3 separate regions of the Homo sapiens genome follow, and regions 1 and 2 are each linked to region 3. A link is a loop called in an ENCODE intact Hi-C map of the cell type or tissue named here. Cell type or tissue: Caco-2. All regions are shown on one strand. Links, peaks and the distances in the headings refer to the core of each region. The heading gives the core; the rest is flanking DNA. Region 1 has its middle 240 kb from the start of LINC00392. Region 2 has its middle 17 kb from the start of KLF5. Region 3 has its middle 81 kb from the start of KLF5.

What was found. Hi-C counts contacts between places; a loop is a spot of excess contacts. Peaks named below come from ENCODE experiments on the same cell type or tissue, not always from the same donor. Only the 100,000 strongest peaks of a DNase experiment are listed, where the experiment ranks them.
Region 1: a loop joins it to region 3, with 4 times the contacts of the local background. A loop is called at or near these places in 3 of 110 quality-filtered maps.
Region 2: it touches region 3 in a loop (9-fold over the local background); 2 of 110 quality-filtered maps call a loop at or near these places.

What each region holds. Positions count from the first base shown.
Region 1 is chr13:73,320,851-73,331,758 of GRCh38, forward strand. No RefSeq gene overlaps it. Among named protein-coding and RNA genes, the nearest start is that of LINC00392, 240 kb to the right of the region's middle. In Caco-2, for the core only: no CTCF peak of the experiment used is centred there; DNase peaks (open chromatin) are centred at 5,191, 5,511 and 6,059.
Region 2 is chr13:73,036,951-73,047,858 of GRCh38, forward strand. No RefSeq gene overlaps it. Among named protein-coding and RNA genes, the nearest start is that of KLF5, 17 kb to the right of the region's middle. RefSeq lists an enhancer at 978-1,808. In Caco-2, for the core only: a CTCF peak has its summit at 2,673; a DNase peak (open chromatin) is centred at 4,551.
Region 3 is chr13:73,134,104-73,145,011 of GRCh38, forward strand. No RefSeq gene overlaps it. Among named protein-coding and RNA genes, the nearest start is that of KLF5, 81 kb to the left of the region's middle. In Caco-2, for the core only: no CTCF peak of the experiment used is centred there; DNase peaks (open chromatin) are centred at 4,698 and 5,338.

The sequences.
Region 1 (10,908 bases), core at 1,062-9,061, 190 kb after region 3:
AACCTGTTTGGAAAAAAACTGAATGGCATCAAACTCATATCAGAAGCAAATCCATAGTTCTACAAGAATAGAAGGAAACCAAATATGGAACTCAAGGTGGGAGAAAAAGAACAATGAACTAAAACTAAACAAACAAAATCAAAATACTCCGGAGAAGATTATTATTCTAAGGCTGAAAATAATGGAGCCGTGACAGTAATTCCAGGCAATCACGTCTAGTTACTAAAAGCGATTATGGATCTAAAATGGGGACAGTGGGACTGGCAAGTGATTTTATTTACTGTTCCTCTTTATTACCATTTTATAAGCTTCTGATGTGTGAACTCTGAGGGTATATTCATTTAGTCAGAAAATGGCTTCTGGAGCAATTGAAAGAATGACTCATTTGGGTAAGGGCAAATATGGAAACATGTAAATTAGTAAATGTAAGAAGGCCAGAGCAAATTCTGCATAGGAGAATAGTGTAGGTCTCACTGATGTTGAAAAGAAAAAGCACTTGCAAATGAAAAGCCTTGCATGTTAAAAAAATAAAAAATAAAAAGGTAGTACATTTCCAAGGTAGATGGAGTGGTTTCTGGGATAGATACCAACATTTCTGGTGGTTCATCTAGCCATCATCTACAGCAGGATACCTGATCCAGGAATCTGTTGCATTGCTGAAGGTATACTTTATTTTTTAAAATTACTTACTTATTTTTATTTTTTGAGATGGAGCTTCACTCCGTTGCCCAGGCTGGAGTGTAATGGTGCAATCTTGGCTCACTGCAACCTCCATCTCCCGAGTTCAAGCGATTCTCCTGCCTCAGCCTCCCAAGTAGCTGGGATTACAGGCATGTGCTACCATGCCTGGCTAATTTTTTGTATTTAGTAGAGATAGGTTTCACCATGTTGGTCAGGCTGGTGTCAGACTCCTGACCTCAGATGATCCACCTGCCTCGGCCTCCCAAAGTGCTGGTATTACAGGCGTGAGACACCATGCCGGCCTGAAGGTATACTTTAAATATTGAAATATAATACATTGGAATTCTAAAATTAAAAAGACTGGGAACAGTTTGAAGGCAAGAGGAATTATCATTGTTTTATGTTTAGATTCCTAGTGATTAGCACTCTAAATGTGTGCTACAAGTAATTATTGAGTGAAGGCCTCTTCAGCATGTGTTTACTTATTTCTCAAGCAAAGGAATCAATGAAAATATAGAGAAAAGCCAGTTACATTACAGAACTTCCTTGATGAGGAAGGGGCCCTAGTGATCTTTCTGAGGTAATGAAAATAGTCTATTTCTTAGTTACTGGGTATGTTCCTAGCTAAAAATTACTCTAGCTGCATACTAAAAATTTGTACATTTTACTGTTGTAAATTATACATCAAAAACCAAGACCAAAACCACACAAGAAAAGCTGAGTGTTCCAGAAGCAGCTTATTCTTTGGAATATTTGATCAACTTTTGCTTTTTGTTTCTTTTCTCCTATTAAGCAAAGCAATTTAAATTTGATTCAGTTTGGGTGTAGAATATAGTACCTGCAGTGAAATTTCTTAGTATAGTTGTCTATTTCCAAATTGTATATAATTGTTACCACTGGCAATTTTGATAGAAAGTGAAGGGTAAATATTCAAAGCTTTACTTACTTTGTCAACTTTCAAATTATTCCCTGCACAAGAACCAAACTATATGATGAAAAAAAGATTAAAAATTAATCTAATCAAATTTCTAATTTTAGTTATACTTCTTTAATTCCCACAATACCAGCTGTATTCTTGGGTCATATTTGTGAGCAGGGTCTAAAGAGCACAATTAAGGCTGTTCAATGACTTGAACAGGGTGATAATTTTCTTCTTTGGAGATAGCTACTTTAGTCTCTCTCTCAAGTGTTTGTACACCTCAACTTAAATTCATTTTCTGAAAAAGATGAAAACAGAGCCACTGTTTATTTGCAGACAGCTCAGATTTTTCACCCATTTCTAGTATTTTAGGTCCAATTATCATTTCGTGGCATTAATGTTATCTCAGAAGCATTTTTCCCATGGTTAAGTTGGGTTTCAAAGATCATACATTTATCTTGTCTTGGAAATTGACAAATGTGTTTAGTTATGGATGAATTTAACTGTTTATGCCCTTGACTTAGCCCTTTCATATGGTGTTTTCATTGGAACACAGGACCCAAATGAGTTGTGCACCAGCACAGGGTATCTGTTGAGGTCATTTTTTAACCACAGACCTGATGCTGCTGAGAGGAAATTTTCTAATTTTTGAGTGGCTATGTTGGGGAAAGCAGGAGGACAGGCATGGTGCAAAATAATTTCTTAAAAATCAAATAACAAAGACAATCTTTGACTATTTAATAAAATCTTTTCATTTTAGACATCATTTATTCAGTAAGTATAAAACGAATACTTTTATTACCTCAAACTGTGAACAAAAAATTTTGCCAGGACAGTTAAACACATGTGAATATAATTGTGGCATTAACATGCTACTTTGTGAAGGTAAAAGCATTTTTTTTCCCAAGAGATTTAATGTGCTTCATGCCCTAGGTGTTTGCTCCTTAACATTTCACTAACTCATTTATTCTACCTTGCTCAAACTCAAAACTCATCTGTACTTCTTGCCATCTGAGTCTGTTTGAACAACCTTATGGGACAGTTTTCTAATTCTCCAAAGAGCTGAACATTAACCAATTAATTCATCATTTTCTTTAAAGATCAAATAATGGGCCCAGACTGTCTTTCAAAGAAGGAAGTATTGAAACTGTTTCCATCAAGGATATTAAGAGAAGATCTATCTACCTTGGGAAAGCTGTTAGAATCAATGTTTAAGACCTGAGTACTATTTAGGGCTAAAATAACCAGCCAATGATGGCAGGGTTCATGCCTGAGGATCTTCTGGGTGTTTTGACTTCCATTATCTCTAATCCCTGAAATGGTGTGGTAAGGTTGGTATTAGTATCCCTGTTCTGCAAATGAGGTCACAGAGACTCAGAGAGGTTCATTGAACTGGTGAATTGTTTATCAATGATAAAAAACTAGGTCAGTCTCATTGGAGGGGTTATACTGTTTTCATTACACTTATACTGGATGCTGGAAGGATTCTGAGAAACGACAATGGTGTGAAAGGACTTAGTTTTCCATTTTTTTTATGCTCTTTTATGATGTGGTTAAAGCAAAAAGCAAGAATGGCTTGCGTCTAAAGATTTCCTCTCTTTAGCAGAGCAGAGCCTGCTCCCCTGTGTCTTCCCATAGCCTCTGATTCCATGAGGCTCCTGTATGTTGGATGGGAGATATCCTAGTTTCTAGCATCATCAGCTTTTTGAGCTGCAACAAGGGTCAGGAATTACCCAACATATCACCCAGTGTCTGCATGTGAGCAGGTTTCTAAGGATACAAAGGGCCCATGGTACCTTTCCAGAGGAATCCACGCAACACATCACTCTGCACCTTCTCTCATAAGCTCAGCCCACACCCTCTTTGTCGACTGTCTCAGTGGCCCTGCATGTGTCTTAGTTGGGATGGCTTAGTTTTCTCCCTCACAGTTGGGAGTAATTGGGCTCAGTTGATATTAAATCATCATAACCCACATTTTAGGTGGACACGGAAGAGATGTTAGTGGGGCTTTCGGGCACCACAATTCCAAGGTTCTAATTATCTCTCTCCTGATGGCAGATCAGATAACATAATTTAATCAAACAAACCAAAACAAACAACAACAACAACAACAACAACAAAAATTCCCATAGACAATGGAAACAACTTATGATATCTTTGCAAAGAAAAAAGGATTCATCTTCAAACAGTATGGAAAGAACCCACGACCTCTTGAGTCAGTCAAGCCAGTCTATATTTGAATCCATCCTCTCCATTTGCTGTTTTATAATATCAGTGAATCGTTTAACAGTTCTGAGTCTTTGTTCTCTGTTAAGTGGGATAATAATTTTGACCTTAGAAGGTTGTTGTGAGAAAAAATGAGATCTATCCTTCAAGCAGCTAACACGATACCTGGCAGTAAGCCCTTGGTAATAGTGGTTCTTCCTTTCCTCCCTCTCTTGTTGAGCCCATTGATTTTTCTAGGAAAATATTATTTTAGAAGGTGAAAGAGTCTTTTCTTCCCATTCGTTTAGGGACATCAAATAGCCCTTGACTTTTAAGACTCTTGAAATTGTTTATTTTATATGAGTTTTTAAAAATAGCTTACTTAGCAATTCAGGAAACACAATTACAAAAAGTGAATCTAGGCTCTACCATGACTGCAGTGGAAAAAAAGAATAGAAGGAAAAAACAAAACAGAAAGAGCCAAGGAGAATGCTGTGTACATAAGTTATAAACAGGAACACTTCCGACGCACAAACTCCAGGCACCTCATTACTTTGTGAACTGTATATTCTTCCCAAGTATGGGGGAGTTTAAGTTAATGATGTGATCCATTCACCCCGTTATATTTTATTTATGTTTTCTTCTACAGTGAAATGAATAGTCAAAAACAATGACCTGCTTATTCTGTGAAGAAGAGGAAAAGGAAGAGGTGTGTTTCTGTGTGTGTGTGTGTGTGTGTGTGTGTGTAAATTTTCCCCACGCTTTAGGAATTAAGGTGATTTTTAACCAGTTCCACCACAGGTTTATTTTTAAAACCTCTTAATGATGTTTAGAAAACAAAGCCTAACACGAAGGACAGCAAATGGCAAAAACACTGTGAACTTCTCTGTAGAGGACCAACCCTGTTCCCCTCCTGCTCCGGTCAGATTACCTCTGGGGAATGTGCTGTTCCTTGGAACGAATCCCCCTCAGTGCAAAAGAAGAGAGGTTGAAAAGTTTAGGACGTGGAAAATATGTGGAATTTGCTCTTGAATAATGATTTGTAGTTTTCTTTTGCGATAAATATGACCAATGACCCAGATAGGAGGATGGCAATTATTTAATGAATCAAGCTTCAGAAACGTAAAAACACTTCATAATAAAAATGAGAGCAATAATAGCAGGAAGCCAGGTTAAGTAAACAAGTAGAATGCTTCATGTATCTGTAAATGTACATTTGTGAATTCCAAAGCTATGACTGTAAAAGGGATTATTCTAATGATACGGTGTTCTCAGTTTCCATTGCTCATTGAATTGATTCTTCTGAATTTGCAGATAATGTTCCATGCTGACTTTCTGCACCCATCGAGGAGTCAGTTAGCTGGGACAATGTATCACCTGTGTAGGACTGTGACTTAGCAGGTCCCTGGCTCTGACAATCATTTACCTTTATGCAAGGCGCTTTTGCCCTACAGTCTCATGTGTCTCAAAGTAAATCATTTCCAAATCTGTTACAGCCAGCATATAACCCTCTTTTTGTGTTCAGTTATAATTTAAAATCTGCCCTCTTGTGTGAAGTTTTCATTGACTAGAGACCGTTCCTCTAATTTGTGAAGTGGGATATGTTTTTAAATTTCAGAGAACAGGAAGATGAATTGTTTTTAATGGATTTTTTTTAATAGGCAAAGCTGTGTATGCACAAATGCTGGCCAGTGTAGGGCTATGATCTTCACGGAGCCACCAGTGCAAACATTTTTATCTTTTAAAAGAAGAGTAGATAGCTATTAACCCTGCGATATATGGTGACACCAGGTTGGTAACTTTGGGAAAGTTGCACCCTTTCTTTCTCATAAAACAAAGGATTGAATTAGATGATATTTAAGAGCCCTTCCAGCCCTAAGACATTGTGAGAGCAAAAAGTTTTCAAGGTCAAGAGAACATTTTAGAAAGCAGAGAGCTATTTAGATGTTAAAAGAAACAAAAAAGAAAAGAACCACCCCCTGACCCCGCCCCAGCTTCAACATTTTTACCTTCCTCTCTGGTCTCTGAGTAAATCGCAGTAGGTAGGAAATTAACCTGAGTAATTTGATGGCTGGATCTATAGTTATCCCTTTCCTCCATGTCAATGTTCCCCAAATATTAGCGTGCAGAAGGACCACCTGAGAAGCTTGTTAAAAAGGTAATTGCAAGGGTCACAATTCTAGAGTCTGATTAGGTAGCTTGAGAATGGGGCCCAGGAATCTGCCTTTTAAAGACATCCCAGGAGATTCTGATGAAGGAATGATGCATCGTAAATCAATAAAAGTTATAGGCCGGGCACAGTGGCTCATGCCTGTAATCCCAGCACTTTGGGAAGCCGAGGTGGGTGTATCATGAGGTCAGGAGTTCGAGACCAGCCTGACCAACATGGTGAAACCCTGTCTCTACTAAAAATACAAAAATTAGCTGGGCATGGTGGTGCATGCCTGTAATCCCAGCTACTCAGGAGGCTGAGGCAGGAGAATCGGTTGAACCCAGGAGGCAGAGGTTGCAGTGAGCCAAGATTGTGCCATTGCACTCCAGCCTGGGTGACAGAGACAGACTCAGTCTCAAAAAAAAAAAAAAAGTTATAATATTCTTAAGAGGGAGGAGAAGTCTTTCTGGGGGTTATCCAGCTAGTGGGGAGGGAGGGGAGTCTTTTAATAGCCTATCCCTGCTTAGGGAGGCTCCCCAACTGACAGTGCAGGTGGGAAATATATAATATTCCTCATGTGGGTTGTGGTTGATTCACTGCCAAATGCTACTGGTCAGTTTAAACTGAAAGCACCAAACAAACCAACCTATTGAAAAAAAAATACTATTTGAGAGGAAAACAGCTCTAGTATCCAACCAATTAGAAAGTAGGAGAATTCATTGGAGGAGCCTCAGGATGGGAAGGAATTCTTATTTAATTTCTCAAATATGTCAGGTGCTTATATAACACATTGTCTTCTTTAATCCTTACAACAATCCATGAACAAAGAATTAGTCTTATTTTGCAAACAAAGAACCTGAGCCTGGTGGACCCAGCAGTTCTCAGCCTGAATGCACAATAGAATCACCTGGGAAAGGCTGGTGGAACTTTGAAAAGTTATCTATGCCTGCCCCTGACCCCAGATATTGCAATATTACTGGTTGGGCATCGGCACCTTTAAAAGTGTCCCAGAAATGCTAATATGCAGCCAGGGGTGAGTGCCACTGGTATTAGCCAAAGCTCACAGGATTAAAATGATTCCCAGATCACAACGTACATCTTTTGACTTATTCTAGGAGAAACTCATGGTCTAGCCGAACCTCTGAGGAGAGATTGTCCCGTTTTATGAAGATCTGACTTTATTAAAAATGTGCTCAGGTCATAGAAATAAAATCTTAGAGGAAAATTTTGCATACTATAACATATTATTTGGTCATTCCTATAATCTGAGAGGTCTGTGATCCCTTATAGTGAGGAAATTGAGGTCTCGTGAGTTTGTATCTTTCTCACACTCTCAGGGACAAAAGGTGGAATTAAACACAGGATATCAGAGCCTTTGGAGGGTAGCAAACCCTTTGGACGATACCACTATTCTTACCTTAGAAGTTATCTCAGCTGATCTTAACGTTTAAGTCACTGCTTTTATTACCCCAGGTAGTAAAGGACTATCTAGTTTCAAAGAACTTCTGAAAAAATGAAATCTTTAATATACCTTTTGAGCCCATGGCAAAGTCATTTAACCTCCTGAAAGTCTTAGTTTCATGATTGTTAAACAGAAGCAATAATATCAAACATATTTATGGACGACATGGTGATAAATAAACATATTTCAAATGCTTTTGGAAAAAAATTCTGCTTTACAAAAGAAAAAAAGGCCTTTCACTTAGAACACATTAATATTATAGAAATACTTTAATATGATATTAAAATATATAATTAACTTACCAGTTTCTCAGTACTTTATTTAAAAATTCATACTTTTATTTTAAAATTTATACTTTATTTTAAAATTAGCACCAGCTTTCATTTTTGTAACATGATACAATTTTTTTTGGTAAGTATCTAGTGTCATTTTAATGCATTTAATCCTATTGTAATTGCATCTATTTAGGGAAAGGGTGAGTAAAGTTTTCAGGTAGGCAACAGGTGAGATGAGCCGTTCCAAGTAGAAGGAACGACATACTAAGAAGTGGAATTAGTACAGTGTGACGAGAATGTCAAGTGTGTTTGGGTGAGATGTAGGATGTGAAGCTGGAAAGATGAGCCCGGACAGATCATTAAGGACAACGTATGCCAAAGACTTTTTCTTCTAGATCTGCGATGTCCATTACAGTAGCCACCAGCAACTGGTAGCTATTGAGCACTGGAAATGTGGTTAGTCCAAATTAAAATGTGCTGGAAGGGGCAAATACTCATTGTTTTTCAAAGACTCGTGTAAAAAAGTAAAATATCTAATTAATAATTTTATATTGATTATGTGTTGAAAAATAATATTTTGACTATGTTAGACTAAATAAAATACATTATTAATAATAATTATATTTGTTCCTTAAACATTTTTTTAAATGTAGCTACTTTGAAATTTAAAGTTACACATGTGACTTGCATGGTATTTCTGTTGGCCAGGGCTGTTGTGAATCAGGTGTCAGCAAAGCACAATCTACAGGTCAGTATTCTGTTTTGTTAAGGCCAATGGGCAAAGAAAGGTTTTTCACATATGCTTGAAGAAGAAGGAAGAGAAGGAGAAGCAGCAGCAGCATCGGAGACTGCATATGGTGCTTTACTACTTACTGTTTGGCTCTTTATAATGAAAGTTTGCTGGCCTCTGCTCTAAGGTCTCGCTACTCTCACTGCAGTCCACAGAACAGCAGCATTGGCATCACCTAGGAACTTGCTGGAGATGCAGAACCTCAAGCTCTAACCTAGACCTACTGAATCAGAATCTGCATTTCAATGGGACCCCCAGGTGATTCGTACACATACTAAAATGTAAGAGGCACTAGTCTAGATGATAGAGAATCATTGAAAGACATTACAAGCAGGAGAGTGATGGGTTTAGTCTCCTATATGAAAACTCTTTCTTTACACTTAGAATAAGTCAAATTATCTAAGTAGCTTATAATATTTTTAGTGAAAGAATGGATAAATATTAGGTTGAAAAGATATTAATCTTGAAAAACCATCTTCTGAATTGACAGTATCTGAGGTGAATTCAACTCTATATTTAAAAAATCAAGGCATGTGTTTTGATCTGGTTCAATGACTTTTAAACTTTTTTTGACTCTGAAGCACAGAAAATATATTCATATATTTTACTTTGATATCCAGTACACATGCAGGCATATTCAACTGAAATAAAGGTTTTACAAAAGAGTATTTACCTTTACTAGAGACATGCTGCTGTATATCCCATCTTATCCTAGCCCCTTCCATTCTGTTACATTCAATGCTATTTCTAGCCATGATGGAGTGTCTGGTACTGACTTAGCCTTTCCACTATAAGTAATCATGGAATTCAATGAAATATATGAGGTAATTGTTTTTAGGTAGCTAGATCTTAGAGAAGAAAGCTTGTGAGATACACCCACATGGAACGCTTATACATTGCGGGTGCAAGTGTAAATTAGTTCAGCCATTGTGAAAAGCACTGTGACGATTCCTCAAAGAACTTAAAAGAGAACTACCATTTGACCCAATATTCCCATTATTGAGAATATACCCAAACAAATATAAATTGTTTTACTGTAAAGACAATTGCATATGTCTGTGTATGTTCATTGCAGCACTATTCACAATAGCAAAGACATAGACTCAACCTAAATGCCCATCAACAGTAGACTAGATAAAGAAAATGTGGTACATGTACACCATGGAATACTACATAGCCATAAAAAAGAACAAGATTATGTTCTTTGCAGCAACATGGATAGAGCTGGAGGCTGTGATCCTAAGCAAACTAACACAGGAACAGAAAACCAAATACCAGGAACAGAAAACCAAATACCACATGTTCTCACTTATAACTGGGAGCTAAATAAGAACACATGGATATGAGGAGGGGAACAAAAGACACTGGTGCCTACTTGACGGTGGAGGCTGGGAGGAGGGAGACGATCAGAAAAAAATACGTATCAAGTACTATGCTTATTACCTGGGTAATGAAATTATCTGTACACCAAACCCCCATGACACGCAGTTTACCTATATAAATAACCCGCACATGTTCCCCTGAACCTAAAATAAAAGTTAAAAAAAAATGAAGACAGAAATTAAATCTATAGTATTGCTAGTTCATAACAGATTTAAATATAATATTCCTTTAAGTATTATAATTGTTATTTTGTATATGGTTTGTCTGTTTAAAGTATCTAAAGTAGTCCAAAGAATCAGTCCTATTAAACTGTGATTGCAGCTTAAATTATTTAAGGGAATTTAATGAAATAAGTTTCATAAACAATGTTTAAAAGTTTAAGAAAATTTGACTTTCCAAGTTGTGTTTAGTAAAAATAATTAATAAATTCAGCATGAAATACAGTGCAAAAAACAAAAAGAGAGAGAGAGATACCCTAACATTTTGCTTGGGGATAATTTCTTCACCGTGGTACAGAGAACTGGAGTCTGAGCTGAGCATGGGGATTCCATTGAGCCAACGCAGTAGAGATCAGAGTTTGGGGTAGTTGAAATGGCTGGAAACTGTGAGTCACGGCATAAGAAATGAAACAACTTTCCAGCAAGAAGGCCCACAAGTCCATATTGAGGTCATTCATCAGTTTATGGCTGAGGACTGGGCTATTCGTGCGCAGGATGAGACCACCTGAAACTTACTAGAGAGTAGCTACTATAGGATTGAGAGCAGAATAGAGAAAGGCTAAGCATGCTGTGAGAAGGGTCTACAGAAAGATATGGTGGTTCCAGTCCCACTAGAGACAAGTGGTCACAACAACACTTTTGTAACATCCCTGGAACCCACAGAAGAAAACACCTAGAGTGAAATCAACTCTAGACTTGCCCTAACAAAGTCTAAAGCCAAACCCTCAAAAGCTTCAGAAAAGACAGCATGTAGGACACTGGTCTAGTTAGCTTTGACCACAAATTGCATCCAACTCCTGTCTGGTCAATTTGACAAGGGTAA
Region 2 (10,908 bases), core at 992-8,991, 97 kb before region 3:
TCACCCTATGTACCTCTTCAGCTGCCCATTCATCTATACCTTTATAATGTCCTTTATAATAAACTGGTAAACAAGAAAAAAAACACACACAAACCCAAAAACAAAAAAATTAGCTGGTCATAGTGGCACATGCCTATAGTCCCAGCTACTCAGGAGGCTGAGGCAGGAGAATCACTTGAGCCCAGGAGGTCAAGGCTGCAGTGAGCCATGATCACACCTGACCCCTGCGCTCCAGCCTAGGGGATGGAGTAAGACCCTGTCTCAAAAACAGCAACAACGACAACCAACCAACCAACATCAACAAAAAACCAACCAACAACAATAAAACAAAAACAAAAATAAAAAAACCCATATATTCTTATTTAAATCTCCAAACTGCCTATTTGGATAATGCTTTAATTTTTAAAATGGGCCTACTCCTGTCCTGGTGTGTCCATTATGTGACCTTCACAAACAGCCTAGTTAGGGATGTGCTATTATCCCGATTTTACATTTTCAGGGAAAGGTCTTGAGTTGTTAAGGAATGTACTCAATGCCTTACAGCTAGAGAAAGGTGAAACTCAAATTCAAATTTTCGCAATCCAAATTCAGTACTCTTTCACTTAACCACCTGTAATGTGTATTTTTCTGCCGTTTATCATTTTAAAAGCTTGCTGACATTTTTTAAAACAAGCAATTTTGAGAAAAAGGAAAGGTTATATTAAAAATATAAGATGACCAGCCGGGCGCGGTGGCTCACGCCTGTAATCCCAGCACTTTGGGAGGCCAAGGTGGGTGGATCTCACCTGAGGTCAGGAGTTTGAGACAGCCCGACCAACACAGTGAAACCCCATCTCTAGTAAAAATACAAAATTAGCCAGGCGTGGTGGCATATGCCTGTAATCCCACCTACTTGGGAAGCTGAGGCAGGAGAATCGCTTGAACCTGGGAGGCAGAGGTTACAGTGAATGAAGATCATGCCATTGCACTCCAGCCTGGGCAACAAGAGCGAAATTCCGTCTCAAAAAAATAAATAAATAAAAATAAAGAAATAAATATATGATATATATGATGACCTTATAGTTTTAATAGTAAAAACCATATTTGGGACTTTTCCCTTTTAACATTACTCCTTAGCATCAGCAGTTTAGGGTTTGGAATGGAAAACAGGCTATACCTTACTATGTTTGGGTCTTGTGGGAAAACAGTCTAATCCTGGAAACAGCAAATTAGCCCACAGCTATACCTGTTTACCTAGTCAATGTGTGTTTGTTCTGTTTGAAGATACTTCAAAAGTAACAACTGTAAAAGAGATTACTGCTTTGATCAGAGAATCTGAATCCCCTTTGTTGACCATGAATGATTGGTCTTTGTGATGTTAATGTTTCTTTTAAGGAATATCAGATCTGTAAATGCACCTTAATTACAGGCAAGCAGTTTTGGAGGGAATTTGTGACAGCATTTTATGGAAAGTCTTTCCTAGTTCCCCTTCAAATCTAATTATAGTAGAAAGATTGTTTTAGGCCAAGCAGCAAAAAGCTATAATTATTAGTGCTTTCATTAATGTTCATGTAGGTCAAAAAAGTTATCTTATGAAGAATAAGATTTAAATCTCAAAAATGCTTAATTTTCCCTATAAAGCACAGAACAACATGCAGAGCCTTAACTGAGATGTCCTTACTAACCTGTTCACCATAATTATGCTGGCAGCTCAGGAGGCCGTTTTACGAAGACTTTACATTTAGAAACAGCACGTAGGAATCCACAACTCAAACAATTTCTGATTCCCAAATTTTATTTTTAAATTTGCAACCAACAGTCCAATTAGAGTACATGAGTACCATATGGAGACAGAAATTTTTTTTCAGTTCTGCTATGTTCATTTTGTGGTATTAGGCTGAGTTTTTTGTCGTAAGAAGAGAGATATATATATCTCTCTTCTTACATGTATATATATATATATATATATATATATATATGTTTTTGTTTGTTTGTTTTTGTTTTTGTTTGTTTTTTGTTTTTTTGTTTTGTTCTGTTTTGAGAAGGAGTCTTGCTCTGTCACCAGACTGGAGTACAGTGGTGCGACCTCGGCTCACTGCAACCTCCGGCTCCCAGGTTCAGGTGATTCTCCTGCCTCAGCCTCCTGAGTAGTTGGGACAACAGGCATATGCCACCACACCCAGCTAATTTTTGTATTTTTAGTACAGATGGGGTTTCACCATGTTGGCCAGGATGGTCTTGATCTCTTGACCTTGTGATCCACCTGCCTCAGCCCCCCAAAGTGCTGGGATTACAGGTGTGAGCCACTTTACCCGGCTGAAGACATATGTTAATACAGAATGTTAGATGTTGCTGAAGATGTGAGGAAACAGAATTGCTAAACTGCAGATAGGGTGATTTACTTAGACATGAGGAAGAATTTCTCAACAGCAGAGTGAAATCTTATGTGGAGGTGGTTTGAAAGTTGCATACTTTATGAAATAGTATGTGGCAAAGACTGGGCACACAGCAAGGCCTGTTCTAAGAGGAACATTTCAATTGATTGCATTTGTTACTGTACATGGTATTAAGTCCCAGAATGGGATTTTTCTACTCACCTGGTTGCAATGCTAATAATGACCACCATTCAGCATTGTATACACCAAGTACTTACCAACTGCTACCTTCCAAGGATTTTTTTCAATATTATGTTAACATTTAAACTTATCATTTAAAAAGCTATGAATAGAGCCAGCCTCGCCTGTGTATGAGGAAAAATGATATCTCTGAGGTTTAAAGCATACTGAATTAACACATTCCAAGTCATTTCTTCTTCTTCTTGTTTTTTTTTCCTAATTATGGCAGCAATTAGCTTTGCAGCATTGCATTCATTCCAAACAGCAGGGATGGAAAACAATAATCCTGTTTACCTGAAGCTGGAGAGAGTGTACCTAGCTTTGTTCCCTCCCCAGCCTAATCTAAATGCTTTGCTAGGTGCCATCCCACACAATAGACTGTGACTGAGTCACTAGCAAACCCTCTCCCTCACCTGGTTAATTCACTTGTCACTGTAAACCTCTGCAAGGTCAAGAAATAACAGATAACAGGTCATTTCCAACTTAATAAGGTGGCACATTTTACTTACATTCACTTAAAAAGATAGAGCCCTCAGATATATGAATACCTGTTTTAAAAAAATCGTTCGATCTGTTAAAATTATCACAGGGAAAATAACAGAACTCTCTTGGATTGTTCTTGACAATTAATGGAATAGAAAGGTGGCGATTGTAAATGCTTTTTTTTTTTTTTTGTCTTTGCAGTAATGGAGAAGAGTAAATTATTAAATGGACACATTATTTACGTTTGAAAAAAAGCTGCATCTCATGCTAGGAAAATAGGTTACAGGCAATTTTGCATTATAATGTGAACATGTCATTAGTTTTAATTTTCCACACCAAAGATTGTAGGGTAATTTGCTTTCATTAGAATGGAGTAGTTTTTCCTCTACATACATTATCTTTCAAACCTCTATTGCCTCCATGAGAGATTTTAGTTCTTCTTTTCTTAATTTGTAAGAAAAATAGTCTTGATTTTTCTAAGTATCTAAATATTGTGGCAAAAGTTTTATTGCATATAACAAGAGCTGAAACACAGGGTGAACGCACTGCAAATGTGTCATAACCATTGCACAATGCCAAATATCATAATATATGAAGGTATACCACCACCATTTGACATGTTTTAGTGTTGTAGGGCACTAAGTGTACACAGTGTATTTCTCTGCTGTAAAATGTAGGCTACTATAGAGGAAGAACAGTAATCAGTTACACATTAACCATAAAAGGTCATTTCTTGCGGCAAATGATATGTTGATCAAGCAATATTTGTCAGTAGACCTGAGTCTTACTACTGAATGACGCTCATGAAGAAAACCATTGTCCAGTGGGACATCATCATATATGCAAATCATCCATTTGTTTGGATGGTTTAAATATCATCAAGTCTTTATCTTCGCTTCTATAATGTAACTCACTGACTTTTCAGCTAATCAATCCCTGATGCTACATTTTTCTGTTAACTTACTATGCTGCACAGTCAAACAATGATTAATCTCCTAATGTTAACTATGCGATAAGAAAAATATTAAAAGAAAATGAATGACGTATTCACTTGTGTTACAAAATTGTCTATAAACTAGTTTCCCAGCATGAGCTGTGGTTTATTTTCAAACTTAAATAACTTGTCTATGTAACCTTATCTTCCAGGTACTTCCTGCAAACTTCATACATTATGCAATCAAGCCCATAAATATAGGTAGAAGTTAACTTGAATGGCTGAAACAGAGTTAACCACACACATGTAGTTAGAGCGTTATCATTTCTGCCATAAACCTCTCCCTTTTAAGAGATTTACCAAGCTATCATAAAAAATGTGTTATTGCCTGTATCTTTGCAAAACATGAGTTCCTATGAAGTGACTTGCCAGCCTGGGCAACAAAGACAGACCTTGTCTCTACAAAAAAATTTAAAAATTAGCCAGACGCAGTGGTATGCGCCTGTAGTCCTTGCTACACTCAGGAGGCTGAGGCAAGAGGATTGCTTGAGCCCAGGAGTTCCAGGCTGCAGTGAGCTATGATTGCGCCACTGCACGCCAGCTTAGATACCAAAGAAAGATCCCATCTTAAAAAAAATGTGACTTGGCTTCTTTTTTTTTTTTTTTTTTTTTTTTTGACGGAGTCTTGCTCTGTCACCCAAGCTGGAGTACAGTGGCACGATCTTGGCTCACTGCAATCTCCGCCTCCCAGGTTCAAGCGCTTCTCCTGCCTCAGCCTCCCGAGTAGCTGAGACCACAAGAGTCCAACACCACGTCCGGCTAATTTTTGTATTTTTAGTAGAGACAGGGTTTTACCATATTGGCCAGGCTGGTCTCGAACTCATGACTTTGTGATCTACCTGCCTCAGCCTCCCAAAGTGCTGGGATTACAGGTGTGAGCCACCGCACCCAGCCGACTTGGCTTCTTAAACATTAAACATACTGGATTGTTGCTACATGTCACAATGGCCAGTGTGTTTGTATACTGATATCACTGAATTGAGGTGGCACTGGTATTAAGTATCCTCTCTTTAGTTTTTGTAAATTTCTGAAAAATTAACATATTATAACTCCAATGATGACATATTACCAGGATCATACAAACAAATGCATTCAACCACCTCACCAAACAAACAAGGCGAAGTGTAAACCAGGATGCTTTATGGAGGAAAAAAATGAATAGACTTAATCAAATATTCATGGTGAGAGGGATAGAGATTTTCCAGAGACATATCAACCGAAAATAATTGGGCAGGAAAATTGAAAGGATCAGACTTTCTTTCATAAGTTGACTTTGTAAAATGCTACATAGCAAGCATCACATTGATCATTCTGCTGGTTCCTTTTCAGGAGCTGCTGCCAGTGCTTTGTATCTTACAGCATATGTGGAGTAGATTAAGAAACTAAACTCAGTTATTGTGAGGTTCTAACATTTTTTAAACAGGTAAACACAAGGCCTCTCTTTCTCTTTGTATCTTTATTTTATTTTATTTGTATTATTGTTTTAAAATTTATTATTCTTTTTTTTTTTTTTTTTTTTTTGAGATGGAGTCTCGCTCTGTCGCCCAGGCTGGAGTGCAGTGGCGCAGTCTCTGCTCATTGCAAGCTCTGCCTCCCGGGTTCATGCCATTCTCCTGCCTCAGCCTCCCGAGTAGCTGGGACTACAGGCGCCTGCCACCACGCCTGGCTAATTTTTTGTATTTTCAGTAGAGACAGAGTTTCACCATGTTAGCCAGGATGGTCTCGATCTCCTGATCTCGTGATCCACCCACCTCGGCCTCCCAAAGTGCTGGGATTACAGGCGTGAGCCACCGCGCCTGGCCTTATTATTCATTTTTTAAAATAGAGACAAGGTCTTGCTATGTTGGCCTGGCTGGTCTCAAACTTGTGGCCTCAAGCAATCCTCTTGCCTCAGCCACCGAAACTGCTGGGATTACAGGCGTGAGCCACCATGCCCAGCCTAGAGATCTTCTTGTGTCAGTACAGATATAGACACTTTATTCTGTTAAAATTGCTGAATAGGCCAGGTGCGGTGGCTCACGCCTGTAATCCCAACACTTTGGGAGGCCGAGGCAGGCAGATCATGAGGTCAGGAGTTCAAGACCAACCTGGCCAACATGGTGAAACTCCATCTCTACTAAAAATACAAAAATTAGCTGGGCGTGGTGGCGCGTGCCCGTAATCCCAGCTACTTGGGAGGCAGAGGCAGGAGAATCGCTTGAACCTGGGAGGCGGAGGTTGCAGTGAGCCAAGAGTGTACCACTGCACTCCAGCCTGGTGGGGGTTGCAGTGAGCCGAGACCGCGCCACTGCACTCCAGCCTGGTGACAGAGCCAGACTCCATCTCCAACAAAAAAAAAATTGCTGAATAGTAGTACATGGTGTGGATGTACTAGAGTTTACTTAATCATTTACTTGATCATTACATACTTACTGTTGGATATTTAGATGGCTGCTGATTTTTCATTATGACAAACAGTGCTGCAATAAACATTCTGCTATGCCTATCTTTGTGCACATTTGAATAATTTTGAGGAACAAATTCTTAAAAATGGAATGTCAAAGTGTATGACACTTTTATGTGTGTGTGTGTGTATGCATATATATATTTTTTTATTTTTTATTTTTGTAAAGATGGGGTTTTGCCCATGTTGCTCAGGCTGGTCTCAAACTCCTGAGCTCAAGCAGTTCACCCACCTCAGCCTCCCAAAGTGCTAGGATTAAAGGTGTGAGTCGCCACACCCAGCCGAAATTTTATATTTAACAGATCCATGAAATTGCCCTCTGTACAGATATATATTTTACAAAGTCCACAAGAAGTTATATTTTTACTGACATTATGAGACTTTCAGTTTCCTCTACATCCTCCTGGAATCTTTCTCATTTTTGTACATCAGTTGAACAAAATGCTATTCCATTACTGTTTTAATTTGCATTTTCCTCATAGTCAGGGGGTTGGAAATCTTTTCCTATGTTTATTGGCCATTTGTATGTCTTTTTTGTGAATTGCCTATTTACTCCTATTGCCTAATTTTTTGTTTGTCGCATTATCTTTTTTTTTTTTTTTTTTTTTGAGATGGAGTTTTGCTCGTTGCCCAGGCTGGAGTGCAATGGCACGATCTTGGCTGACCACAGCCTCCGCCTCCTGGGTTCAAACAATTCTCCTGCCTCAGCCTCCCAAGTAGCTGGGATTACAGGCACCCACCACCACACCTGGCTAATTTTTTTTTTTCTTCCTGAGATGGAGTCTCGTTCTGTCACCAGGCTGGAGTGCAGTGGCGTGATCTCAGCTCACTGCAACCTCCACCTCCTGGGTTTAGGTGATTCTCCTGCCTCAGCCTCCCTAGTAGCTGGGATTACAGGCATGTGCCACCACACCCAGCTAATTTTTTTGTATTTTTAGTAGAGACGGTGTTTCACCGTGTTGGCCAGGATGGTTTCAATCTCTTGACCTTGTGATCTGCCCACCTCAGTCTCCCAAAGTGTTGGGATTACAGGCGTGAGCCACTGCGCCCGGCTAATTTTTGTATTTTTAGTAGAGACAGGGTTTCTCCATGTTGGTCAGGCGGGTCTCGAACTCCTGACCTCAGGTGATCCACCTGCCTCAGCCTCCCAAAGTGCTGGGATTACATGCGTGAGCCACTATGCCTGGCCAGTTTATCTTTTTCTTTAAATAGCTTTTTAAAGAATGTCTTTTGTGATTGTGAATATTAATCTTTTGCTGCAAATAATTTCTCCTAGTCACTTACTATTTTGGGAACTTGAGGGTAGAGGGGTCACTTATCATTTAACTTTTTTTTTTTTGTCAGGGGATAGAGTCTCACTCTGTCACCCAGGCTGGAGAGAATGGTGAGATCACAGCTCACTGTAGCCTCAACCTGATAGGCTCAAGCAATCCTCCTGCCTCAGCCTCCCAAGTAGCCAGGACTACAAGCATGAGCCACTGCACCTGGCTATGTCTTTTAACTTTATGATCACACTGATTCACAAGACTTTCCATTATGTTAGAAATTCTCCTGGACTTTATTACATAAATTATTTACACATCATGGAGAAATCTGATTTGATCCATTTAGGGGCTAATTGTTCTCATCAATTTATGTAATCTGTGTTGAACCCTAAGCACCAAGCTAGTTCTTGCCCGGAATTCCCTCCGCTTTCCTCCTATCTACCGTTTTGCAGTTTGCAGAGACTTGCGCTTTCTTTAAGGGTTAATCCAAGTATCAAAGTCCACAGTGATCTCTCTCTTCCTGGTTCACCATGCATTTGGGACATGATAAAGTTTTGTATTTTGCATGTGTATATATTGTAACTTAAACTAGATGGGATTCTATTCAACTGAAGCAGCTTCGCTTTTGTCTGGACTCTCAGTGTTTTTACTCATAGGAGTCCAGTACGTATCTGTTGGTTGTTTTAAAAATACTTTATCATAGGAAAATCTTCAATGACTCCTTTCTCCCTCATACATACACGCTGTGGGCAATTTGCATCGGCATCTCTTCAATCATCCTTTGTGTGTGCTCTGTCTTCTGTTGCCACGTGCCATTAGGCCACCCTGCTCATTATGTCTGGGATTCCAAACCTCAACAATAATGTTGTGAACAGTGTTAAGGATCTCATTTCTGCCGGGCGCGGTGGCTCACACCTGTAATCCCAGCACTTTGGGAGGCCGAGGGGGGCGGATCACAAGGTCAGGAGTTCGAGACCATCCTGCCGAACATGGTGAAACCCCATCTCTACTAAAAATACAAAAAAAAAAAAAAATTAGCCGGGGGTGGTGGCAGACGCCTGTAGTCCCAGCTACTCGGGAGGCTGAGGCAGGAGAATGGCGTGAACCCAGGAGGTGGAGCTTGCAGTGAGTCGAGATCGCACCACTGCACTGCAGCCTGGGCGACAGAGCAAGACTCTGTCTCAAACAAAAAAAAAAAAAAAAAAGGATCCCATTTCCTCAAAACGTTCTGGTGGCATAAAAAGAAGAATCTAGTATTTTTCACATTTGAAAGATATATCTTTAAAGTCCAACTGGTGCCTGGCATGGGTCTTTATTTCATGCTACCTCAGATCTGCCTTCTCAAACACATTGCAGAGCGCGATGTCGGGATGGCCCCACTAAGATCAAACCCCATGGTCCTTGACAGCAGGTTTTTTGGCTTTTCAAAATTAAACCCAGGTTGGGCACGGTGGCTCACGCCTGTAATTCCAGCACTTTGGGAGGCCAAGGCGGGCGGATCACGACGTCAGGAGTTCAAGACCAGCCTGGCCAACATAGTGAAACCTCGTCTCTACTAAAAATACAAAAATTACCCAGTCATGGTGGCACATGCCTGTAGTCCCAGCTACTTGGGAGGCTGAGGCAGGAGAATCGCTTGAACCCGGGAGGTGGAGGTTGCAGTGAGCCGAGATCGCACCATTGCACTCCAGCTTGGGCAACAGAGTGAGACTTCATCTCAAAAACAAAAACAAAAACAAAAACAAAAAACACCTAATCAAAACTACATTAAAATAAAATTGATATTTTATTGTTTGAATTGTGCATATTATTACCACTGCCTCTACTATGTTTACCTTTTTTTTTTTTTTTTTTTGAGACAGAGTCTTGCTCTGTCGCCCAGGCTGGAGTGCAGTGGCGCCATCTCGGCTCACTGCAAGCTCCGCCTCCCGGGTTCAAGCAATTCTCCTGCCTCAGCCTCCCAAGTAGCTGGGACTACAGGCTCCCGCCACCACACCTGGCTAATTTTTTGTATTTTTAGTACAGACACAGTTTCACTGTGTTAGCCAGGATGGTCTCGATCTCATGACCTCGTGATCTGCCTGCCTTGGCCTCCTAAAGTGCTGGGATTACAGGTGTGACCCACCGCGCCCGGCCTTTTTTTTTTTTTTCTTGTGACGGAGTATCACTCTTGTTGCCCAGGCTGGAGTGCAATGGCATGACTTTGGCTCACTGCAACCTCTGCCTCCCGGGTTCAAGAGATTCCCCTGCCTCAGCTTCCTTAGTAGCTGGGATTACAAGTGCCCACTACCACTCCCAGCTAATTTTTTTGTATTTTTAGTGGAGATGGGGTTTCACCATGTTGGCCAGGCTGGTCTCAAACTCCTGACCTCAAGTGAGCCACCTGCCTTGGCCTCCCAAAGTGCTGGGATTATAGGCATGAGCCACCGCCCCCGGCCTATCCTAATATTTTTTAAAGACATAACGGCAGTAATGTTCTTTCTGACATTTTCATTTAAAGCTCTGGAGCCTCGTGTGTGTGTGTGTGTGTGTGTGTGTGTGTGTGTGTGTGTGTTGTCTTCATTCTCATACATTCAAAGCATTTAGTGTGCTACACGGCAGAAACTGCACCATGGGTGTAGAATAAAAACAAGTTTGATAACTGTGGTAACTGTGGTGGCACCTAAGACATCGAGGCCATCATGACAGAGAAATGACTAGTCCATGAAGACAGAGGAAAGGGATGTGTTTGAACTGAGATGGAATTGCTTGTGTGGATTAGTGCTGGGTTTTCTTCAAGTTAACTTTCAACCTTCTATAAATACAAATCCTCGAAGACCAGTCCTAGACAGCAGAATTTCATCTGTTAAAATAAAGTCTTCAAACGTTATTCCTTTTATTGTTTTTAGTTTTATTTCACAATGATTTCAAACCTACAGAAAAAGTTGCAAGAATAATACAAAGAATTCCCATTCTTTTTTTTTTTTTTTTTTTTTTGAGACGGAGTCTTGCTCTGTCGCCCACACTGGAGTGCAGTGGCACGATCTTGGCTCACTGCAACCTCTGCTTCCCAGGTTCAAGGGATTCTCCGGCCTCAGCCTCCCGAGTAGCTGGGATTACAGGCACACACTACCATGTCTGGCTAAACTT
Region 3 (10,908 bases), core at 1,169-9,168:
CTGGTTATGGAAGTTTTTGTTTGTTTTTTAAAAGAGAACACCTCGAATTTGGCATTTCAGCTCCTCAGATGTCCTCAGGACAAATAACACCCTTTGATACATAGAAAAAAGTTGGATGGTTCTATTATTCCAAAAGGATCCACATCACAACTTTTTTCCAGGGCTCATAGGGCCTGCTACTCTGCTACTCTGTGGAAATCTTTTCAGTATCTTTATACTAAAGCTTTAAATATGAAAGTTTGTTTTTGAGGGTGGTTTTTATGCAGAGAAAAGATTATTCAGAGTTTACTCCAGATATATGAAAATTAATATCTAATATATTAAAATTAAATTTATAAACTATACATTTAAATTATTAATTATAAGTACCTGTTTTTTCCTTAAGCTTAGTTTAACTTCTGTAATCGTTTCATTAAATAAGCATTCTGTCCCTATCTTTATCTCATTTCCTCCTGTAAGTCCCATAATGTAAATACTTGCTCACTTAATGGTGTCCTGTAAGTTCCATAGGCTGACTTCACTGTTTGTCATTCTTTTTTCTTTTTTTTTCCCTTTCCTACTGGGTAATTTCAAATGATGTATCTTCAAGTTCAGAGATTTTTTCTTCTGCTTAATCTAGTCTGCTGTTGAAGTTTTCCTATATTTGTTCATTGAATTCTTTAGCTCCAAGATTTCTGTTCAGTTCTTTTTATAATAATATCTATCTCTTTGTTAAATTCCTCATTCAGATTATGAGTTGTTTTCCTGGTTTTGTTGAATTATCTGTATTCTCTTGTATCTTGCTGAATTTCCTTAAGATCATTATTTTGAATTTCTTTTCAAGCACTTCATAAATTTCTTTTACTTTGGGGTCAATTACTGTAGAGTTTTTATGTTCCTTTGGTGGTATCATATTTCCTTGCTTTTTCACGTTTCTTATGTCCTGTTTTGATGTCCATGCATTGCTGGAAGGATCACATCTTCCAAATGTTACAGAGTGGCTTTCATAGAGAAAGGCTTTCATAGAGAAAGACTTTCATCTGCAGATGGGTCACAGTGCACTGGTTAGGAAGGGTGTGGTGGCTCTGGTTTCAAGTAGATGCAGTGGTGTAGATGAGGTGGTGAAGGTCGGATGTTTCCTTCCACTCTTTTTTTTTTTTTTTTTTTGAGATGGAGTCTCACTCTGTTGCCCAGGCTGGAGTGCAGTGGTGCAATCTTGGCTCACTACAACCTCTGCCTCCCGGGTTCAAGCGATTCTCCTGTCTCAGCCTCCTGAGTAGCTGGGTCTGCAGCAGTGTGCCACTACGCCTGGCTAATTTTTGTATTTTTAGTAGAGACAGGGTTTCACTATATTGGCCAGGCTGGTCTCAAACTCCTGACCTCAGGTGATCTGCCCGCCTTGGCCTCGCAAAGTGTTGGGATTACAGGCATAAGCCACGGCGCCCGGCCTTTCCTTCTATTCTTTATGTGGCTATCCTGAGTTTCTGTGCTCTACAGGGTTTCTGCCACTCCTTTGATATACTCTGGTACTCTCCTTTAGTTATTTTCATCAAAATATAGTTACTTATTTGTTGTTTTGTTTTGGCTTTGCTATGGGAATAAGCACTAATGGCTTCTGGTTGGCCACCTTGCTAATGTAACTTTCTAAATCTTATTCTACTAAAAGACTAGCAAATTTTATATCACTTTATTTTATTATTATTATTTTTTGAGACGGAGTTTCACTCTTGTCGCCCAGGCTGGAGTGCAGTGGCACAATCTCTGGTCACTGCAACCTCTGCCTCCCAGGTTCAAGTGATTCTCCGGCCTCAGCCTCCTGAGTAGCTGGGATTACAGGTGCCCGCCACTATGCCCAGCTAATTTTTGTATTTTTGGTAGAGATGGGGTTTCATCATGTTGGCCAGGCTGGTCTTGATCTCCTGACCTCAGGTGATCTGCCCGCCTTGGCTTCCCAAAGTGCTGGGATTACAGGCGTGAGCCACCGTGCCCGGCCTTATATAACTTTTATAGAAATTTAAATGAAGCTTGTTAAATGAAGACTTTTAAACATTTAAAACTGCATTTATAATTTAATATTTGGGCTGGGCATGGTGGCTCACGCCTGTAATCCTAGCAATTTGGGAGGCTGAGGTGGGCAGATCACTTGAGGTCAGGAGTTCATGACCAGCCTGGCCAACATGAAGAAACCCCATCTCTACTAAAATACAAAAATTAGTCAGGCATGATGGCGGGTGCCTGTAATCCCAGCTACTCTGGAGGCTGGGATTGGAGAATTGCTTGAACCCAGGAGACGGTGGTTGCAGTGAGCCGAGGTCGTGCCACTGCACTCTAGCCTGTGTGGCTGATCGAGACTCCATCTCAAAAAACAAAACAACAACAAAAACAAAAACAAAAATAATTTAATATTTGTGATTTTCCTATTAAATGCTACAGTTGCATGATTTATTTATTTATTTATTTAGAGACAGGATCTCATTCTGTGCCCAGGCTGGAGGGCAGTGGCACGAACATGGCTCACTGCAGCCTCAGCCTCTCCAGGCTCAGGTGATCCCACCTCAGCCTCCCAAGTAGCTGGGACTACAGGCACACAGGAACATGTCTGGTAATTTTTGTATTTTTAGTAGAGATGGGTTTTGCCATGTTGCCCAGGCTGGTCTTGAACTTCTGGGCTCAAGCGATCGGCCCACCTCAGCCTCCCAAATTGCTGCGATTACAGGAATGAGCCACTGTGCTTGGTCATTTCTCTACATAATTGGAGACTTTTTTAGGGCTGGAAGGTGCTTATGCTCTGTGGACAAGATTATATCTCAAAATATTTTTTCCTCTACAGTCATAGCTGCATGTGTGTGGCTAAATGCACTCTTGAAGACTCTGAGACTCTGTGATCCTATTTGTAGTAGGAGTGGTTTCAGATTCCTAAACTCTGATTTCAAGAGCTGTTTCCTAATTCTTCCATCTACTCCACCTGCTTTCAGCACTTGATTGAATTTTGCATGTTGTTGACTCTTAAGACACTTAAATGTCCTGCACTCTATTGGAGCTAAAGACAATTGTACTCGAGAGGTATTTGCATTCTTTTTATATTCTTGCTTTCTGTTAGGACCACAACCCTCCCAATAATCTAAGGTCGTCTCATCAAACTCTGGCTACCCTTCAAGACTTTGTCTTAATAAAGTCACAATTTCAAAGGTCATTCTAACGATTTAAACTAGATAGGTTCTTCTGTGTTTCCTGGTCGTCTCTCTAAGCCTGGCTGGCTCTTTCTTATTTTTTAGGTCTCAGCTTGAATGTCTTATCCTCACAGAGCTCTTCTCTGATTGTCCTTTGATAAGGATGGGATCTTTTATTATTTCATATCATGGCACTTGTTAAACAATGTTCTTCACACTACATAAAGTAATTTGGGGATTATTTTGTCTACTTGTTAGTTATCTGTTTCTCCCACTAGAATGCAAGCTCCGTGAGAGCAAAGACTAGTCTTTTTAAAAATTAATAGTTTATTTTGAAATAACTTCAGGGTCATAAGAAATTGAAATGATAGGCTGGGCGCGGTGGCTCACGCCTGTAATCCCAGCACTTTGGGAGACTGAGGCAGGTGGATGAAGTGAGGTCAGGAGTTCAAGACCAGCCTAGCCGACATGGTGAAACCCCATCTGTACTAAAAATACAAAAAATTAGCCAGGCATGGTGGCCGGTACCTGTAATCCCAGCTACTCGGGAGGCTGAGGCAGAAGAATTGCTTGAACCCAGGAGGCAGAGGTTGCAGTGACCTGAGATTGTGCCATTGCACTTTGTCGCACATTGCCATGGGCGACAAAAGCAAAACTCTATCTCAAAAAAAAAAAAAAAAAGAAATTAAAATGATAATATAAATACCTCTATGTACCCTTTATCTAGTTTCTCAAAAGAATTACATTTTTATATAACTATTGTACATTATCAAAATTCAGAAACCGACATTGATATAATACCATTGTTTAGACTTATAGGACCTTTCTGATGTTTCACCAGTTTACATACACTTGTGTGTATGTGTGAGTGTGTGTGTGCACATATGTGTGGTTCTACGATCTTGTACCCCTTGTACAGGTTCATGTATCCACCGCAATTGGGACATAGAACTGTTCCATCTCTGCAAAGACACTCCTCTTGCTGCCTCTTCATAAGCACTAGTTTGTCTTGTTCACTTTTGTCCCCTCAGTGCCTTGCTTAGTGCCAGGTACATGATCGGCACCAAATAAATATTTGTTGAACGTACCAGTATGTAGCCAAATATTCCGGAATTTGTTTAATTTGTTTGGATAAAGGAGTATTAATCTGTTATTGAACTTTGGTTACTAAGAGGCTGTTTGAGGAGAAAAATGTCATCAAACCCCATCTCGTTATGACTAATTTGCAAAGAATACAAAAAATCCTCAGCTACCAAATCTCAGAGTTGTTGCAACACTAATGAATCCAAATCTTATAATCCAGCCTTTGCCAATGTGGAAAGGCTAAAAGTCTTGAAAGGAGAGCAAAATAGATACTATATATATGTGTGTGTGTATGTGCGTGTGTGTGTATGTGTGTATGTAAATATATATATATATGTTTTTTTCTCCAAATATTGAATGTGAAATATCATTTCAACATACTCTGGAATCCGAACTAGCAAACGAAGGCAGCCTGACCAAGAATGCTGTGCTCCTGTGCCGCCAGGCCTCCTTCCTCCTGGTTCCGATTACTAATACTGTCCCAAAGTAAACAGAAACTTGACCCTCCATTAACTTGCTGTAGACTGCCTACAATAACATTTCCCCTAATGGTACTAGGGGGAAATCGACGACTCCCGAAAGATATTTGCACATTGCTGGAGTTTCTTGACCTTAAGATATCTTTTTGGAAGCATTTAAAGAACTAAGGAAAGAAACTGCCCTTTAAGTAGACCTTGTGACAGAAGTAGGTGGGAAAATAATGACACTGCATACCAAACCTTACCTTTGCACAGGATAACTCCCTGACAAATGCTATGGCAAACATGCTGTAAGAATACCATCATATTCATTCACCTCTTTTGTGATAAGAAAGGCTATGGATTTGATATCTTGAAAACCTTTGTTTTGCAGGGTTTGCTTTAGCAGCTCGCCTCTTACTCACCATGTATAGAGACTGAATTACTTTGGAATCCGTTTTCATTTAGTGACTTGAGGTAGAGCATTCAGTGTATTTTGTGTTAGAAACCACAGGTGGGACCTGTTTCTGTAAATGATTTATTTCCAGGGATCTGTTCCTTTAATTGATTTCATATTTACTTAAGAAAGTTCTTTCTTTGCTTGCCTTGTCGTCCCCCACTGAGAGCTTTTGTAAAGTGCGTGGCTGTCATAAATAGGCTGCTTCCTTCCCAGCCCAGTCATTTCTCTGAGGTTTACCTGTCTTTCTTTTATTCTTTTTTTTTTTTTTTTTGAGACGGAATCTCGTTCTGTCGTCCAGGCTGGAGTGCAGTGGTGCGATCTCGGCTCATTGCAACCTCTGCCTCTTGGGTTCAAGTAATTCTCCTACCTCAGCCTCTTGAGTAGTTGGAATTACAGGTGTGCACCACCAAGCCTGGCTAATTTTTGTATTTTTAGTGGAAACGGGCTTCACCATGTTGTCCAGGCTGGTCTCAGACTCCTGATCGTGAGTGATACACCTGCCTTGGCCTCCCAAAGTGCTAGGATTTACAGGCGTGAGCCACAGCACCTGGCCTACACGTCTTTAAATGGAATCTGGGCACCATTTCATAAGGATTTTTCTTTATGTTCTATTTTTGGGTAATAACCTGTGGCTTGGGAAGGCTTTAACCCGTACTCAGTCAGCTTTGTAACCCCCCTCCCCATAGTAGTCATAACAATAACAACAATCATCATAATTACTAATATGGACTATTGGTATATTCTTGATCTTTTTTTTCTTTTTCTTTCTTTCTTTCTTTTTTTTTTTTTTTAAATGAGACTGTGTCTCACTATGATGCCCAGGCTGGTCTTGAACTCCTGGGCTCAATCGATCCTCCTGCCTTGGCCTCCCAAAGTGCTGGGATAATAGGCATGAGCCACTGTATGTGGCCTTTTTTTTTTTTTGGAGATGGAGTTTTGCTCTTGTTGCTCAGGTTGGAATGCAATGGCTCAATCTTGGCTCACTGCAACCTCTGCCTCCCAGGTTCAAGCTATTCTCCTGTCTCAGCCTCTCGAGTAGCTGGGATTACAGGCACATGCCACTACACTAGGCTAATTTTTGTATTTTTAGTAAAGACAGAGTTTCATCATATTGGTCACGCTGGTTTTGAACTCCTGACCTCAGGTGATCTGCCCGCTTTGGCCTCCCAATGTGCTGGGATTACAGGCATGAGCCACTGTGCCTGGCCTTTTTTTCTTTTTTAAAATAGAGATGGGGTCTTACTATGTTTGACAGGCTGGTCTTGAACTCCTGGCCTCAAGCAATCCTCCTGCCTTGGCCTCCCAAAATATTGGGAATACAGGCATGAGCCACTGTGCCCGGCAGTATTCTCTTATATGAATTTTAAGTAAAGGCATCTTTAGGGATTTTTGCAAGTTTTGTTGATTGTAAAATCCAATCTAAATAAAAACAGTGTGATTGCTGTGAAAACTCAGCTTTGGGACAAGCCATGTGCCTGACCTCCCAACCATATTGCCTGCTTTAAACCATTCTGAAATGGCTGCTGGATATAAAATCTGTGGCAGAAAGTCTTTTAGCTGGGAGGTCATAAACCCAGAGTGCCTCAGTCTCTCCCATCTTTAAGTAACAGGGATTCCAAGATCTTAAAGTGATTCGTGTGTGTTTAGTCTCAGTTCACACTCTGGCAGTAAGGCAGGGACAGAGCATTCTCTCTGAGTTGGAATTTTCAGCTCCATGGAGGAGTCCAGTCCCAGGGACGAGAGTCTGGAGGGGGGAAGTCCCCATCCTGCACCTTGCCTCCCTTCCTCAACAGCAGCTGGAAGCTGTTCAGTCCTTTCACAACACCTTTTCTCTTCCTATAAATAGAAAAATGCTTCTTTTCTGTGAAACAATATTTAAGAAGCACCTGGGTTGTCTTAAGCTTATTTAAAAGGAAGAGTGGGTTTTGTAAGGAGAGGAAAACCAAAGCCGAAGGTCACCAGGCCAAAAGACAGCTAAGGAAGAAAACTGCCTCCCAAAGCTTCTAGCCATTTCTAGCCACTGACCTCCATTTGTATCCAGAGCTCACGACACAAACACCTCCAGCTCAGAACCTCTGGCTGTAGTCTGTGTTGACCCAGAGAACTGAAGGGAATCATTGATTTTCAGATTTGTTTAGGAAAAGCTACCATGCAGGGGAAACCCTGCTCAGCCTTCCAGGGAACTTCGAGAGCCAGGGACTGGGGTTGCATGACTTAGTCAATTAGATATGCTTTCCCAGGCTGCTGTTGTTTCATTTTGTTCTTATCGACATGAATATTTGTCCAAATGTTGCTTTCTGCTTTACCCTTGCCTCCGAGGAGGGAAGCATTGTTAATGGAGAGGGCAGACCAAGGGCAGAGAATTGCTCATTTTTCTGCATCATGGAAAATATAGGATGTGCAGGAAACAAATCCTTTCAACTGGCTTAATCCTTTCAGTGAGGTTCATTTCAATGAGCTCCATTGTATTCATTCCTTATTCAAGCAAGATAAAAATAGAACACTTAGAGGACTATGTCTATAGAAACAGAGTGAAATGGAGAGTTGAGGCAATTGTCCGGATAATCCAAGCAAAAACAAATTGAAACAAAATGAAACTAACCACTGTAGAGAAAAAAGCAGCTTTAGGAGCTTGAATGATCCAGTCTAGTTCTCCACATTGTTCAAATTCACCTGCTCTGCATCTATATTTACTTTTTCTACATAGCCTGGGCTTAAGTTGTTGAAGAGTTTTTCCCCTAATATTATCTCAAGTATTACCTCAAAAAAAAAAAATGCCTTTGCTTTAAAGTATTCCTCTCTGCCCTATTTCTCAGCCAGAAAGTAAATCTCATCATAGATTTATACATGTTTTTCTATCAGACAGCATTAGGAGTATGGGGAGTTTTCTTTTTCATCTGGCTCTGTGAATTCCCTTTAGCAGGGATTTAAGGGCTGGAGATGGTTTATCTACACACTCACATGTTTTAAACCTGTTGCTTTCTGCTTGGCTAAGTGCCTGTCATGTGTGTTGGTTGCCAACACAACAGCTTGGCTCATTTAGAAAAGCAAGGAGCCCAATTTCCTCCGAGATAGCAGCTGGTAATATTCCACTGGATGCTAGTGAGACACTATGCGACTCCGAGACAGTGTCTTGGCCAGGGTTCTCCTTAGCCTGGCTTCCCACATCGAGGGGCATGACTTGCCTCTCAGGTTAGACTCCCGACCTTGTTGTTTTAATGGCACTTCTCTCTCTGTCCCTTTTACTCGGACTCAAATCTTTTCATTCATTCACTCATCTGATTTTTCCCTCTGCCTCTTTCCCAATATAACCAGTCACCGAGTGCTGTGGATTCCTCTTTCCCAAAGTTTTCCTCATTTTAAGCTTTATTCATTTTTCCCCGTTCCCTGAGTTTGAGGTCTTCTTTTCTTTTCTTTCTTTTTTTTTTTTGAGATGGAGTTTTGCTCTTGTTGCCCAGGCTGTAGTGCAACGGTGCGATCTCTGCTCACTGCAACCTCCGCCTCCTGGGTTCAAGCAATTCTCCTGCCTCAGTCTCCTGAGTAGCTGGGATTACAGGCATGCGCCACTATGCCTGGCTAATTTTGTGTTTTTAGTAGAGACAGGGTTTCTCCATGTTGGTCAGGCTGGTCTTGAACTCCCGACCTCAGGTGATCTACTCGCCTCAGCCTCCCAAAGTGCTGGGATTACAGGTGTGAGCCACCACACCCAGCCAGTCTTATCTTCTTATCCCTCCTAATAATCCCCTGCTATTTTTCAGTCTCACTTATTGCTAGTCCCTCCCATGTACATGCCAGAACAATCTTCCTTGAAACTCTGCATAATTGAATTGTATTAACATTTTCTTCCACAAATGTCTTCAATAACTCCTTGTCACCTAAAAGATTTTGCTGAGATTTCTCATCCAGGCATTGAAAGTTTTGTCGGCTGGGCATGGTGGCTTACGCCTGTAATCCCACCACTTTGGGAGGCCAAAGCAGGAGGATCACTTGAGGTCAGGAGTTTGAGACTAGCCTGGCCAACATGGTGAAACCCCATCTCTACTAAAAATACAAAAATTAGCTGGGCATGGTGGCGCATGCCTGTAATTCCAGCTGCTTGGAAGGCTGACGCAGGAGAATCGCTTGAACCTGGGAGGTGGAGGTTGCAGTGAGCCGAGATCATACTACTGCACTCCAGCTTGGGCGACAGAGTGACACTCCATCACAAACAAACAAACAAACAAACAAAAAAACAGAAAAAAGAAAACAAAAGAAAGCTTTTGTCAGTGTGGTTCTGATGAATTTCCAGCCTCTAGTGAACAGTCAGCTCTGGCAAGACAGGCCTATTATCCTCTTACATAAAATGCCCTTCCTCCTCTTGTTCACCCATCAAAATCCTCATCATTTTCCAAGGCTAGATTGGACATCACCCTTCTTCTTTTTTTTTTTTTTTGAGACGGAGTCTTGCTCTGTCGCCCAGGCTGGAGAGCAGTGGCGTGATCTTGGCTCACTGCAACCTCTGCCTCCTGGGTTCAAGTGATTCTCGTGCCTCAGTTTCTCGAGTAGCTGGGATTACAGGCACGTGCCACCATGCCTAGCTAATTTTTGTATTTTTACTAGAGATGGGGTTTCACTATGTTGGCCAGGCTGGTCTTGAACTCCTGACCTCAAGTGATCAGCCTGCTTTGGCCTTTCAAAGTGCTGGGATTACAGACGTGAGCCACCAGGCCCGGCCAACCCTTCTTCAAGACTTTTTTGACCATGTTGGAAGAAAGGGACCATTTTAAACTGGAATCACAGAATCTTGCGGTTAGAAGGCATCTTGCAGGATCCCAAGCCCAACTTTTCACCCTGCCGCTTACCCTTCAACCTCTGCTTTGACCTCTCCTTTTTTTTTTTTAAGGTGTCCCTTATGAGTATATTTATGAGTTACACACACACATACACACTCAACGCTGGATGGTAGAAACGTTGAGAGGGGTAAGGACGGGAGGCACCCAGGCGCTGGCACAGGACAGGAGGTGGACCTGGACCTGGAAGAACAGGAAGTGCTTATTCTCTTAGAGGACAGTTTCAAAGTGCAGAAATTTCTTTTACAAAAAGCCTCTTCCTCCACGCTGTACCCCCTGATGAAGCCCAGCCCCCTTGCACAGGCTGTCCATGAGATTGGGGCAGGACAAGGTTATGGGGAAGGGTGTAAGGCCAAAGTGCTGAAGGGCCCAGACCACAAGGGCCTGGTCATAGTGGCTGCCGGGCGCCAGGGGGTTCTCTCCTCAGTGGCCCAGTGGTTTCCAAGTTGGAAAACACACATGGTAACTCACTGCATTTTTAGACAGCTATTATTGATAAGAATTTCTTTCCTTCTCTGGCCCCAACCCATTCCTTTGTTTTCTCTCTCTCCCAGATAATTTCTGCCCCTTTGTTTTTGGTCTGTCCTCAGGAACAATACAAAAGAAATATCATCTTTCTATACCAAAGCTCCTCAAATATTTGATGTATACTATCATAGCTATCTTGACTAACCCACATACAACCCAGATTCTTAAATTACTTCTTATATTAACATGGTAAATTATTCTCTAACTTGACCATGTTAACTGGAAATACTCCAGAGTGTTAATAATTTTAAAATGTAGATTCCAGAAAAGGAATGACTTTCCTGATCTATAGTATTAATTCTAGAGAACTTGAGATATTTGTACCATTTATTAGGCTCACACACTGTAGAATTTATATAATTTTTTTTTAATCAAGGAGGAAGGAGGGAGAGTTTCCACAA